Regions from separate parts of the Homo sapiens genome. Here region 2 is linked to region 1. A link is an interaction called in ENCODE POLR2A ChIA-PET data of the cell type or tissue named here. Cell type or tissue: OCI-LY7. All regions are shown on one strand. Each heading gives the region's core, and the rest is flanking DNA. Links, peaks and the distances in the headings are about the cores only.

Region 1 (6,952 bases), core at 1,013-6,012:
TGTCTGCCACTCCAAGGTTTTCTTAGGCCCCCTCCTTCCCCAGCACATCAGGCCTGAGGGTTTACTACTACACAAGATTGGCAAATTGACTTCACTCATATGCCTCGTGTCAAAAAATATAAGTACCTCCTAGTTTGGGTTGATACCTTCACCAGATGGGTCGAGGCCTTCCCTACTGGATCTGAAAAGGCTGCAGCAGTTTTTACCTCTCTTCTAACAGATATTGTTACCTGTTTCGGCCTCCCTACTTCCATCCAATCTGACAGTGGTCCAGCCTTCATTAGCCAAATCACCCAGGCAGTTTCCCAGGCCCTTGGCATCCAGTGGAATCTCCACACCCCATACCATCCTCATTCCTCAGGAAAGGTTGAAAGAGCCAACGGCCTCTTAAAAACTCACCCTCCAACTCCGAAAGGACTGGACTGTTCTCCTACCACTTGTGCTTCTCAGGATCTGAGCCACCGCCCATGAACCTACCAGGTATAGCCCATTCGAACTCTTATATGGTAGTACTTTTCTACTGGGGCCCAACCTCATCCCAGACACCAGTCCTCCAACAGGCTAGGAATGAAATCTGTCAGGCTGCTAACCTTCTTTTACCCACCTCAGATACCCAGCCATATGAGGACACTCTGGCCAGACAGCCCATCCTGATAAAGAGCTTAACCCCCTGATCTCTACAACCTCAGTGGACAGGACCCTTCCTGGTCGTTTATGGTACCCCAATGGCTGTCTGCTTACAAGATCCTCCTCAGTGGATTCACCCTTCCAGAGTAAAGCTGTGTCCATCTGACACTCAGCCTGACCCTTCTTCCTCCTCTTGGAAGTCGCAAGTACTCTCCCCGACCTCGTTAAAACTCACCGAAATCCCTGAAGAAACTTAAATGTCCTGCTCCTGTCCGCCCTGCTTCTTCACCCTCTTCCTCCACTCTATTTGCCAAGACATCTCCTGGTTTCATCCCCAAACTCCCACCTTAGATTCTCTCTTAAACTGGATAGATGATCTCATCTTTTAGGGCACTCTGTATAACTTCTTCCCAGATGAGACGCCTCTGTTTACCTTCCTACTCACTCTTTATCTATCCCTCCTGCTCCTTTGGCTACCTGGCATGGCCGCACTCCCACTTCCAGTAATGCCTAATTACCTCTACAAAACTCTCAACCCACTCTCTGTTAAACCAGTCCAACCCTTCTTTGGCAAAGGACGCTGGCTTTGCATTTCTCTATCAGCTACCACTTACGTTGCCACTCTCATTCCCACAAAAAACTGGGTAGTTACTAGCTTAACCTACCACCCTCGTAATGAAGGAAAAAGCCCCTTCTAACTCCTACATATGCAGTCATTGGCCAACTTCTCCATCAATGAAATGACCGAAAATACCCTGACAGGTCGTGCAGTTCAACTTTTACGCTCCTACATGTCCAGCCTCACCCATTACACAAGTAATGAAAAGCCCATACACGGCCCTGTGACTACAAACGCTGTCTTAACTTTCCAAGCCCCTTTATGCATCCAACACAACCTGTCATCAGGCCTACCTCTAGGTCACCTACTGTTCCATCAGTGCAACTACGCCTTGCAGCTTCAAGCCCCAACTGACTGTATTAACTTCCAGGTCTCCCAAACAGCTACATTCAAACAGCCTGTCCGCTTCTCAAAGCCCCCAGAAGTCATCAGCACCTCTCTGCTTAACAAACAATCCGGGTTTTGTAATGGCAGGCATACGCACTGCATGACCATTCACCCCTGGACCTCCTGCAGCAGCACTCCCACCACTGACGAATGCCTCCTTATCCCCTCTTTCGATTACCCTTCTGAGTGGCTCCTAGTAGATACAAAATGATTTTTCCTCCAATGGGAAAATAAAACACAGGGAGCCACTCAGCTTATCCCAAACATCCCTTTTCAGCCGCTCACTGGGGCCGCCTTGGCAAGTACCCTAGGGGTGTGGGAAAATGAAAACAAATTCACACACCTTTTTAACATACACAGCCAGTTCTGCCTACCCAGCCAAGGCATATTCTTCTTGTGTGGAACTTCAACCTATGTCTGCCTCACCACTAACTGGACAAGCACCTGTACCCTAATCTTCCTAAGCCCCAAAATTGACATTGCCCCTGGAAACCAAACCTTACCAGTCCCTGTCAGAGCCCAAGTCCATCAGCATAGGGCTGTGCAGATAATACCCTTGCTTATAGGACTAGGAGTTACCAATGCCACAGGAACTGGAATAGCAGGTTTGTCCCCTTCCCTGTCCTACTATCATACACTCTCAAAGGATCTCTCAGACAGCCTACAAGACATAGCAAAATCCACCCTTACTCTCCAATCCCAAATAGACTCCTTAGCAGCAGTAACTCTGCAGAACCACCGTGGCTTAGACCTCCTAACCGTCGAAAAAGGTGGGCTATGCACCTTTTTAGGGGAAGATTGTTTTTCCACCAACCAGTCTGGACTAGTACGAGATGCTGCCTCGCAGTTAAATGAAAAGGCTTCTAAAATCAGACAATGTCTTTCAGACTTTTAACACCAATCTTTGGAGCTGGGCGTTGTGGCTTCTCCCTATAGCTGGGCCCCTCATTTCCATCATTCTCCTTCTCCTATTTGGACCCTGCCTCTTCCGTCTAGCCTCTCAGTTCCTACAAAATCTCATTCAAGCTATTACCAATCAATCTATGCGACAAATGCTACTCCTAACTGCCCCTCAATGTCACCCCCACCCCAAGATCTCTCTCCCAATTAGGAGTCCATGCCGCCCCAAGTCCCGCTCGAAGAATCCCTGAGAAACATCACCCCGTCCACTTCTTTTCTTATTAAAACAAAAAGACAGGAATGTCATATCCCACAAATATGGCTGCATTATTGCCAGCAGGCCATTATTGACGGTGGGCCATTAAGAACTCTGTGACCAGCACATATGCCTCCAGACTTCCTGGAACCAGAAAACCTGCAACAACCAAAAACCACAAAAGAAGAACAACGGGTTTCTGTTCCAACTGGTTGATCAACTTCTTGAGTCAACAAGTCCCAAAACCATGTTGTAATTTTCCACCCGCCACTTTGCCCTGTAAAGACTGCTCTCCCTCACACCTCCGGGCTGACTCCCTTTTCCGATTCAGCCCACTAACACCCAAGTGAATAAACGGCCTTGTTGCTCACACAAAGTCTGCTTGGGTCTTCAATCCAGACCACGCTGTAACACACACTTACAAAATTCTGCTGAGAATATGCCCCCCGTTATTCATAATGCTCATGTTTTTCATACTGAGGGTAGCTGTGCACTTTGGGTTTTTACAGAGAAATGTGTTTTAGGGGAAGTTTTTCTGGCTGACTTGTTCAATCATATCTAATCTGAGTTTTTTTCTTAAGATGCTTTTCTTTTTTTTTCCCTCTCAATATAATCATTTTCAGAGTGAGCTGTTTTTCTCTTGAATGCATTGGGTGTCTGTTTTGGAAGCCCTATTACTATCCCATGGTGTCTGTTAATGAGGTGGGCTGTCATAGTGAGAACTCTTGGAGCTATCTCTATATGGACTCATGCTGGAAATCCAGCAGAGTGATTTCCATGTCACCATTACAAATAAAAAACTGAGGCTTAAACACTGCACCCATTCCCATTATTGTGAAGGTGCAATTCTACCCAGGAGGCCTGCAGGCTCTCCTCCTGCAACTCAGGCTTCATTCTCTGATGTGGCATTGAAGTGCTGCTGTGGCAGTTGGGGTTATATATAGGGTGCCAGGTGTGAGCTGTGTGCTGGGGGCTCTGCCTCAGTGGCAGATGGTAGGAGTCAAGAGAGGACACAAGCTACCAGGAGACGGCAAGCAGGAGGCACCTGGCTTTAAGTTGCAAAATTACCTTTTGTCATGAAGATGTGAAAAGTGTATTTTGTCATTGATTATAACCAATTAGCATATATGGATGACCTCCCAAATTACCAGGTGAATTTATGATGAACTATGTATGACATGTGCTGTAAATTTTTCTACTTGTGGACTAATTATTGTGACCGTCTTTCTGTCTTTGCAATCTCTTAAGCAGATTGACTGTGATGCATGTCACATTCTGGTTGAATTGTGTAATAAAACAGCTTTCTTTCTGTTCTATCATTGTGGAGTTACTCTGGAGCTGGAGAAAATTTTTCTTTTATTTATATTTTCCAAACACTGTCTAGAATTACCACACATGATATAAACATATAAGGTGCCAACCAAGCTTTAATCCAGAGGAGGCTTTTCCTTTCAGGCTTCCAGTCAACTCACAATTGTGCTGCAAAATGCATGCTGTCCCCTAAATATGCAGGCAGAATTGTGTCTCTGTCTATTTGGTGTTATAGTCCTCTACAGTCACCTCTAGAGAGCTAGGCCAGATTTCTACATACTTCACAGGGCAGCAGTTAACCATTTTACCTCTTTCAATGACTCTTGTATCTTTAGACCAGAAACTGCTTCAGAGATCATGGGACCCAGAAACCCAGAGTAACGTGTGCCTTAAGTAGACATGAGAATCTCCATATTTTTTCCCTTCCTCCTCTTTTTTTTTTTTTTTTTGACATGGGTTCTCACTCTGTTGCCCAGGCTGGAGTGCAGTGGCATGATCTCGGCTCACTGCAACCTCCACCTTCTGGGTTCAAATGATTCTTCTGCCTCAGCCTCCTGAGTAGCTGGGATTACAAGCACGCACCAAGACGTACAGCTAATTTTTGTATGTTTAGTGGAAGGGGGGGTTTCACCATGTTGGCCAGGCTGGTCTCAAACTCATGACCTCAGGTGATCTGCCTGCCTCGGCCTCCCAAAGTGCTGGTGTTACAGGTATGAGCCACCACACCCAACCCCTTCTTCCTCTTCTTAAAATACCCACAAATGTGTGGATGACACCTACTGCTACTGCACCCATCCAGGAACTAAATTTGCAGCTCCAAATTCTGAATCAGGGTCTTAAGATTTGGGAAAAAATAAAACCTTTTATCTGAGAAATGCAAATTCTTTTAGTTATAAGGTTCAGAGACATTAAAATAATACCACAATTATGTATTTCTCTGTTCTTTGAGCTAAGAATTTATCTCTTGAAACTGCTTGCTATTGCCACAAGTAGGTATAAATTAAACTAATAATGACACACTGGATCCTGTAACCCACACCCTATAGCTTAACAATGTTTATCCAATCAATAATCAATCTTATTTTTTTGTAAACAAATGAGAGTTTCTGACAAACAACTTTGTATCAGCCCACCCTCTTTCCCTCTCTTTTTGCCTTTACAAATCCACTTGCAGCTGCGCTAATCAAAGTGTAGATTCCTGGCAACATGAATCTTTGATCCCAGGTTACAATTCCCAATCTTGGCTCAAATAAACTCTCTACTTATATTCATGTAGCTTCAGCTTTTTCCTTTCAAGTAGACATATTATTTAGAATGTGCTAGAGCAGCCTCTATGAGGCGATCTCTCCTTTGGTTGTGCTCCACTTGCTGTAACACCCAAAAATGCAGAGGCAGGCTGCTCCCACCTAGAATCTGTACATAAGGTCTGGCCTCTCCCTGGAATTTACAAGACAGGGCCAGACTCTGGTTTGAGAAAGTACAGAAAACCAACAGGAGACATTTTCTGCATTGTGAGATGTCAACATAGACATCTTAAAGCTTCCCTTTGAGAGTGTTGCTCTTAGAACTTTTCAGATCTTGTTCAGTGACCTGCTACAGTTATGTGAGAGGATCCAGGTGTAAATAGAATCTGATGACAGATTCTGTAAGCGTAAACAAGCATCTTAGGGGTGAGAGATGAAGGCCACAAAGTATCGAGAGTCATGATCACAATTATACCTACCCGTAAAATGTAATACTGGACTAGAGTATTTTTTCTTTCCTTTTGCCCAAGAGCTAGCTAATTAGGACCCGTAATCTGGAGCTCCACTGTGGCAGTTCCACTTTCTATTTAGAATCAGCCTGAGTCTCTCCTGCCTGCCTTATCCTTGGCCATCAGCCCAGGGTCACTGGGAACTCTCTCACAATCACCTAGGCATCTTTGAGATATTTGAGGATGTCCAGAGCAGAATTGTGTCAGGTTGACAAGAGTGGTTAATTCTGCCTCTGTCTCAGTGTAAGAGAAATGAGACATCCTGTGTTTGCTCCTCCCCTCATACAAGAGATGTCTTTGGTTGGTATCCAGTTGAGAGTTTCCCAGTTTCCTGATAGTTGGATGAAAAACAAGGAGGAGGTCTGGAGACTCAAGCAGATAAACTAATTGCTACCATTTCATATGGCCCTTAGAAAAATAGATAAAGCAGTCATGGTCCCTACCATCTAGGAACTGTTAGTCTAGACTAGCAACTGAATACGTGGTTGAATTAAGCATCATATGGTTGGCAAAGTGAATAGATGTGTGGGAAAACGTGTGGGCTTTATTTGGGCCACTTTCTTTATATCGTTGTGACTTCTGAGGTCATCATTTGAATGAATGTTTATGACCACAAGAGTTTTAAATATTTTTATTTCTTTTACTTTGCTAAGAATACATATTTATCTTATAATAAAATTACCCTAGAAAACCCCAGGAGATTTGTTTAAATGGCTAATTAGTATATTTACACAGTTGATGGGTTGAGCAGAGTAATATATAGGGTTTACTCCCAGCTGCAGTTCTGTTCAGATTCACCCTTTTTGGAGGCTTTATTTAGGTCTGGCCCCACCCTGGAGTCTTGCCTCACAGAACTGATTAGAAGAGATCAGAGTTTTGGCTGGTGCCTTTCCGGAGTGGTTGCTAACAATTCCCGAATTCCACAAGGAGATAAATGGGAAAAAAAGGTATGCATTTTAGGGTCCTAATTTTTAAAATTTTTTATTAAAACCAGTATTTGCAGAGACATTCCATTTAGCAATGTGTTTTCTATTCCTGCAGATCCAGTAGTTTCCCACAAGTCACAAAAAAATAAACACAGTGAAAATTTATCTAAACC
Region 2 (6,952 bases), core at 734-5,733, 110 kb after region 1:
ACAGAAGGAAGTACCAACTATATAATCTTTAAGGATTGCAAAGTTTAGGCAGATAAAGGCTTTCTTAGGGAGGAGCAAAAAAGATTAGAAGGTGAGAGGGGAATGGCAAATGGAGGGTGTATAAATCAGATTTTATTTTTTATTTTTTAATTAAATTATTTTTTTGAGACAGAGTCTTACTTTGTTGCCCAGGCTGGAGTGCAGTGGCTGGATATCACCTCACTGCAACCTCTGCCTCCTGGGTTCAAGTGACTGTCATGCCACAGCCTCCTGAGAAGCTGGGATTACAGCCGCCCACCACCATGCCGGGCTAATTTTTGTATTTTTACTAGAAATGGGGTTTTGCCATATTGGCCAGGGTGGTCTCAAACTCCTGACCTCAGGTGATCTGCTCTTCTCAGCCTCTCAAAGTGCTGGGATTACAGGCGTGAGCCACCACGCTCAGCCCAAATCAGATTTTAGATTAGAAAATGTTTTACCCTGAAGTCAGCAAGTTTTTAGGAGAAACATAAAATGGGGTTGTATGTTGGCTCAGACTGAGTAGCTCAAAGTTCAGGAGCTGTGGGAAGGAGATAAACTTAACTATATTTTGATTAAGAAGTATTTTATTTGACCGCTGAAGAAAAATTCGGCTATTTTTTTAAATACAAAAAAGAAAATCTTATACATAGTGCTAGCTAGTTATTCCAGTACCATTTTATTAAATAGGGAATTCTGGCCGGGCATGGTGGCTTACGCCTGTAATCCCAGCTCTTTGGGAGGCCAAGGCGGGTGGATCACCTGAGGTCGGGAGTTTGAGACCAGCCTGACCAACATGGAGAAACCCTACAAAAAAAATAGTCGGACATGGTGGCCCATGCCTGTAATCCCAGCTACTCAGGAGGCTGAGACAGGAGAAACGCTTGAACCTGGAGGCGGAGGTTGTGGTGAGCCGAGATTGAGCCATTGCACTCCAGCCTGGGCAACAAGAGTGAAACTCCGACTCAAAAAAAAAAAAAAAAGGAAATTCTTCCTACATTGATCTTGTCAGCTTTTTTGATGATCAGATGGTCAGATGGTTGTAGATGTGTGGCATTATTTCTTGGCTCTATTCTGTTGCATTGTTCTATGAGCCTTTTTTTTTTTTTTTTAATCACTACCATGCTGCTTTGGTTACAGCCTTATAGAATAGTTTCAAGTTGGATAATGTAATGCCCAGCTTTGTTCTTTTTGCTTAGAATTGCCTTGGCTATTCAGGCTCTTTGTTGGTTTCATATGAATTTTAAAATAGTTTTTTTAGTTCTGTTAAGAATGTTTTTGGTAGCTTGATAAGAATGACATTAGATCTGTAAATTTCTTAGGGCAGTATGGCCATTTTAATGATATTGATCTTTTCTTTTCTTTTTTTTTTGAGATAGAGTTTTGCTCTTGTTGCCCAGGCTGGAGTGCAATGGCACGATCTCGGCTCACCGCAACCTCTGCCTCTGGATTCAAGTGATTTCTCCTGCCGCAGCCTCCTGAGTAGCTGGGATTACAGACATGCGCCACCACGCCCAGCTGATTTTATATTTTTAGTAAAGACGGGGTTTCTCCATGTTCAGGCTGGTCTTGAATTCCCAACCTCAGGTGATCTGCCCGCCTCTGCCTCCCAAAGTGCTGGGATTACAGGCTGAGTCATGCCACCCAGCTGATGTTGATCTTTTCTATCCATGAGCATAAAGTAATTTTCAATATATTTGTGTCATATCTGACTTATTTAAGCAGTGTTTTGTAATTCTTGTAGAGATCTTTCACTTGCCTGATCAGCTGTATTCCTGGATGTTTTATTATTTTTGTGGCAATTGTGAATGGGATTGTGTTTTTATTTTTGTTTGTTTATTTGTTTTTTGAGATGGAGTTTCGCTCTTGTTGCCCAGGCTGGAGTGCAATGGTGCAATCTTGGCTCACTGCAACCTCGACCTCCCGGGTTCAAACGATTCTCCTGCCTTAGCCTGCCAAGTAGCTGGGATTACAGGCCTGTGCCACCACGCCTGGCTAATTTTTTGTTTAGGAGAGACGGGGTTTCACCATGTTAGTCAGGCTGGTCTTGAACTCCTGACCTCAGGTGTTAGGCGATCCACCCACCTCGGCCTCCCAAAGTGCTGGGATTTCAGGTGTGAGCCACCAGGCCCAGCCTGGGATTATGTTTTTGATTTGGCTTTTGGCTTGGATGCTGCTGATGTACAGGGATCCTACTAATTTTTGTACATTTATTTTGTATTCTGAAATTTTGCTTCACTTCTTCAGTTTAAAGAACGTTTCTGTGGAGACAGAAAAGAGAAGAACTTTTCTGTGGGTTCTCTAGATATAGAATTATGTTGTCTGTGAACAGGGATAGTTTGACTTTTTCTCTTCTATTGAATACCTTTTATTTTAGTCTCTTGCCTGATTAACTGTGGTGTGGACTACCAATTCTGTGTTGAATAGGAGTGGTGAGAGAAGGCATCCTTGTCTTGTGCCAGTTTTCATGGAGAAATGCTTCCAGTTTGTCCATTCAGTACGTTGGTTGTGGGTTTGTCTTGGATAACTTGTTATTTTGAAATATGTACCTTCAATGCCTAGTTTGTTGAAGGTTTTTAACATGAAAGATGTTAAAATTTTTTTGAAAGCTCCTGCATCTATTAAGATAATCTTGCAGTTTTTATCTTTATTTTTGTTAATGTAACGAATCACATTTATTAATTTGTGTATGTTGAACCAACCTCATATCCCAGAGAAAAAGCCTACTTGATCATAACTGATTAACTTTTTGGTGTGCTGCTGAATTTAATTTGCCAGTATTTTATTGAAGATTTTTGCATATCAATGGTCCTCAAGGATATTTGCATAAAGTTTTCTTTTTATATCTGTGTCAGGTTTTGGTGTCTGAATGATGCTGTTCTTACCTAATGAGTTGAAGGAGGGAGTGTCTTCTCAATTTTTTGGAATAGTTTTAGAAAGAATGGTACCAGCTCTTTTTTTTATACATCTTGTAGAATTTAGCTGTGGATGTCTCTGGTCCTGGGCTTTTTTTGGTTGCTAGGCTATTTATTACTAATTCAGTTCTGTAGTTTGTTATTGTTCTATTCAGAGATTCAATTTCTTTTTTGTTCAGTCCTGGGAGGATGTATTTTTCAGGAATGTACTATTTCTTTTAGATTTTCTAGTTTGTGTGCATGGAAGTGTTCATAGTAGACTTCAATAGTTATTTGTATTTTTCTGGGGTCAGTGGTAATGTCCCTTTTGTCATTTCTAATTGTATTTATTTGAATCTTCATTAATCTTGCTAGTGGGTTATTTAGCTTATTAATTTTTTTAATAGATTTAACTCCTGGATTTCTTGATCTGTTGCATAGTTTTTTATGTCTAAATCTCCTTCAGTACAGCTCTTGTTATTTTTTGCCTTCTGCTAGCTTAGGGGTTTGTTTCCCCTTGCTTCTCTCCTTATTTTATTCATAATGTTAGGTTGTTAAATTGAGATCTTTTTAACTTTTTTATGGGGGCATTTAGTGCTATAAATTTTTCTGTTAGCACTGCATTAGCTGTGTTGCAGAGATTCTGATATGCTGTACTTTGTTCTCATTTGTTTCAAAGAGCTTTTTGATTTTGCCTTAATATTATTATATACCCAAAAGTTATTCAGGTACAGGTTGTTTAATTTCCATGTACTTGTATGGTTTCAAGTGGTTTTCCTTGTATTGAATTATATTTTAATCAATCTGTGGTCTGAGTATGTGGTTGGTATAATTTTGGGATGTTTGAAATTGCTGAGGATTGTTTTATTTTGGATTGCGTGGTCAATTTTAGAGTATGTGCCACATGGTGCTGAGAAGAATATATATTATGTTGTTTTTAGATGGAGAGTTCTGTAGATTTCTAGTAGGGCTATTTGGTTAAGTATTGAGTTTAGTTCTTTTTTAATTTGCTGCCTCAATAATGTGTCTAATAGTGTCTGTGGGGTGTTGTAGTCTCCCACTATTGTATCAGAATCTAAGTCTCTTCATAAATCTCTAAGAACTTGCCTTATTCATGTGCACCTGTGAAAGGAAATTAAATCTTGGGACCCAAAACTCATTAAGCCAAACAGAAAAGTTAAGCTGGGAACGGGGTCACACAAACCTGCCTTCCTCTTTTGGCTCTGTTGACGAAGAGTCAAACTCTGTAAAATATTTTAAGAGATTTATTCTGAGCCAAATATGAGTGACCATGGCCTGTGACACAGCCCTCGGGAGGTCCTGTGATCAGGCCAAGGTGGTCGGGTTACAGCTTGGTTTTATATATTTTAGGGAGACATGAGACATCAATGAAATACATTTAAGAAATACATGGATTTGTCCGAAAGGCAGAACAACTCAAAGTGGCGGCTTCCGGGCTATAGGCAAATTTACACATTTTCCGGTTGACAGTTGGTTGAGTATATCTGAAGACCTCGGATCAATAGAAAGAAAATGTTCAGGTTAAGATAAAGGATTGTGGAGACCAAGTTTTATTGTGGAGAGGAATCTCAGATAGCAGACTTCAGAGACAGCAGGTTGTAAAAATGTTTCTTCTTACTGGACTTAAAAAGGTGCCTGGCTCTTAGTTGATTGATTATCTCCTGGATCTGGAATGTAAGGAAGGAAAACAAAAGAGGAAAGGGGATTGTCTATAGAATGTACATTTTTCCCACAAGAGACTTTTGCAGGGCAATTTCAAGGCATGGCAAGAAAATATATTTTGGTGTTAAATATTTTGATTTTTTTTTTCTTGTCTCATAATGTTACGCCAGAGTCAGATTGGAAAGTAAGTCACGATCTATAGGGTCAAATAAAACCCATCTGATGAGAATTTATGGTTTGTAGGGCATGACCCCTTACAAACAATTAGATAGAAATTTGGGCAAGATAAAAAATTCAGAGCTTAGTCCTCAGTTCCTAAATAAGATGGCTACAAGAAGAAAAGCTACATACCTCCCCCATCTTTTGCCCACAAGAAAATTTCTAGTGAGCCGCAAGATCTTTACCCTAAGGTGTTTCTGTTAAAATGTAAACTGATAGCTTATCTTTACAGATACAGTCACCCCCCTGCCCAACAGACACAAATGCATATCTGATTGTTCCCCTGCCTCGTTTTGTCTTGTCTTATGTTAAAAAAAAAAAATGCAGATTCACTGAGCCAGACAATGGCATGAGTGACTATTTTTCCCTACCCCCCTCTTACATAACAATTGTGTACTTCTCAATATCTCACTGTAGGAGAAAATATAAATTAGAAATAAGAGGGTTTATTCTCCTGCATGAAAATAAGGGAGGATATTTTGTTAATTTATTTTTCTTTAAAGCACTTAAATTATATGTAGATTTTTTTCTTTGTTGTTTGAAAGATATGTAAATCATATTAACAGCTAAATCTTTTGTCATTGTTTTTGACTCAGGATTGTCTTTATCTAGGACCTCAGATTCATTGCTTTGTTTTTGCTTTGGCAAAGGTTTTTTTTTTTTTTTTTTCATTTAATCTGTATCTTTTAAGGTAGACACAGATTTGTTTAGATTAAAGCTCATTTTAAGAGCACACAAAAGTTGAGCACAAAGATAGGATTACATTTAGCAATACAGAATGATGAAGACTAAAAGATACCAAGTAAGCTCCTTTGACAGAAAACAGATTATCCAAGGTAATTATTTAATATTTGCAGGCTGAAGTACTTACATTGCAAAAGCGAGGTTCAGTGTATGAACTGAACAGTGGAGTCTGTGGTTGTGCTTTGGTTTCTGCTTATTACTTCAGAACAATTAGCATAGTTATGTGTAGTGTTTGTAGACAAACTGCATTCATATAAATTAAGCAGTATTTTATACAGTAGTGTGAATATAACACCACAATATTTGCTTTGAATGAATCCCTTAGTAATTTCAATATTTTTATATTCATACATTTGGAATATAAAGTGTTTTAATTGGATTATGGTTACAGACAATTTTTAAAAATCCTATGTACATTATAAATAGTACATTAAAATTATACTAAGTGTATCTAATCAAAAAAGTTACTATCAAATTATTACAGTAGATATTAGTATAACATGGTTACTAATTTATCCAATAGAGATAATTATAGGTAAGCATAACTTCAGTGTCTTTCGTTTCACTAAATTGGAATGCTGCTGTTACAGGAAAAATAAACAAGGGTGATGTGGCCACCCAAAAACCGTAATAGCTCTTCACTTACCCATGATGCAAGCTCAAATATATTCCACTATATTAACAAAGTCATATTCCAATTCTTCATTAAAAAGTTCTGGTGGGGATAAGGGAGGAGACCACCCCTCATACTGTCTCATGCCCAATTTCTGCCTCCAAAGAAAGAAGTAAAAACTAAAAGGCAGAAATGAAATCCACAGGCAGACAGCCCGGCGCCACACCGTGGGCCTGGTAGTTAAAGATTGACCCCTGACCTAATTGGCTATGTTATCTATAGATCACAGACATTGTATAGAAAAGCACTGTGAAAATCCCTGTCCTGTTCTGTTCCGTTCTAATTACCGGTGCATGCAGCCCCCAGTCATGTACCCCCTGCTTGCTCAATTGATCACAGCCTTCTCATGTGGACCCCCTTGGAGTTGTGAGCCCTTAAAAGGGACAGGAATTGCTTACTCGGGGAGCTCAGTTGTTTGGAGTTGTGAGTCTTGCTGAAGCTCCCGGCTGAATAAAGCCCTTCCTTCTTTAACTCAGTGTCTGAGGGGTTTTTGTCTGCAGCTTGTCCTGCTACAGGGAGAGGCGGAGGTGGGTGGATCATTGCAGTCAGGAGTTCAAGACCAGCCTGGCCAACATGGTGAAACCCCATCTCTACTAAAAATATAAAATAAGCCAGGTGTGGTGGCACATGCCTGTAATCCCAGCTACTCCAGAGGCTGAGGCACAAGAATCACATGAACTCAGGAGGCAGAGGCTTTAGTGAGCTGAGATCGTGCCACTGC

The links. ChIA-PET counts read pairs that join two places held together with the same protein. Peaks named below come from ENCODE experiments on the same cell type or tissue, not always from the same donor. Only the 100,000 strongest peaks of a DNase experiment are listed, where the experiment ranks them.
Region 2: POLR2A ChIA-PET joins it to region 1 with 5 read pairs; 4 of 35 experiments call an interaction of 5 or more read pairs at or near these places.

What each region holds. Positions count from the first base shown.
Region 1 is chr7:64,683,726-64,690,677 of GRCh38, forward strand. The region is part of intron 1 of ZNF107 (zinc finger protein 107); the gene reads left to right. It also overlaps the pseudogene BNIP3P11. Among named protein-coding and RNA genes, the nearest start is that of MIR6839, 8.1 kb to the left of the region's middle. In OCI-LY7, for the core only: CTCF peaks have their summits at 1,586, 5,447 and 5,662; DNase peaks (open chromatin) are centred at 1,546, 2,996, 3,736 and 5,586; H3K4me3 peaks cover 4,096 bases; H3K27ac peaks cover 5,000 bases.
Region 2 is chr7:64,797,794-64,804,745 of GRCh38, forward strand. All of the region lies in intron 1 of ZNF138 (zinc finger protein 138), which reads left to right. Among named protein-coding and RNA genes, the nearest start is that of ZNF138, 6.8 kb to the left of the region's middle. In OCI-LY7, for the core only: no CTCF peak of the experiment used is centred there; no DNase peak of the experiment used is centred there.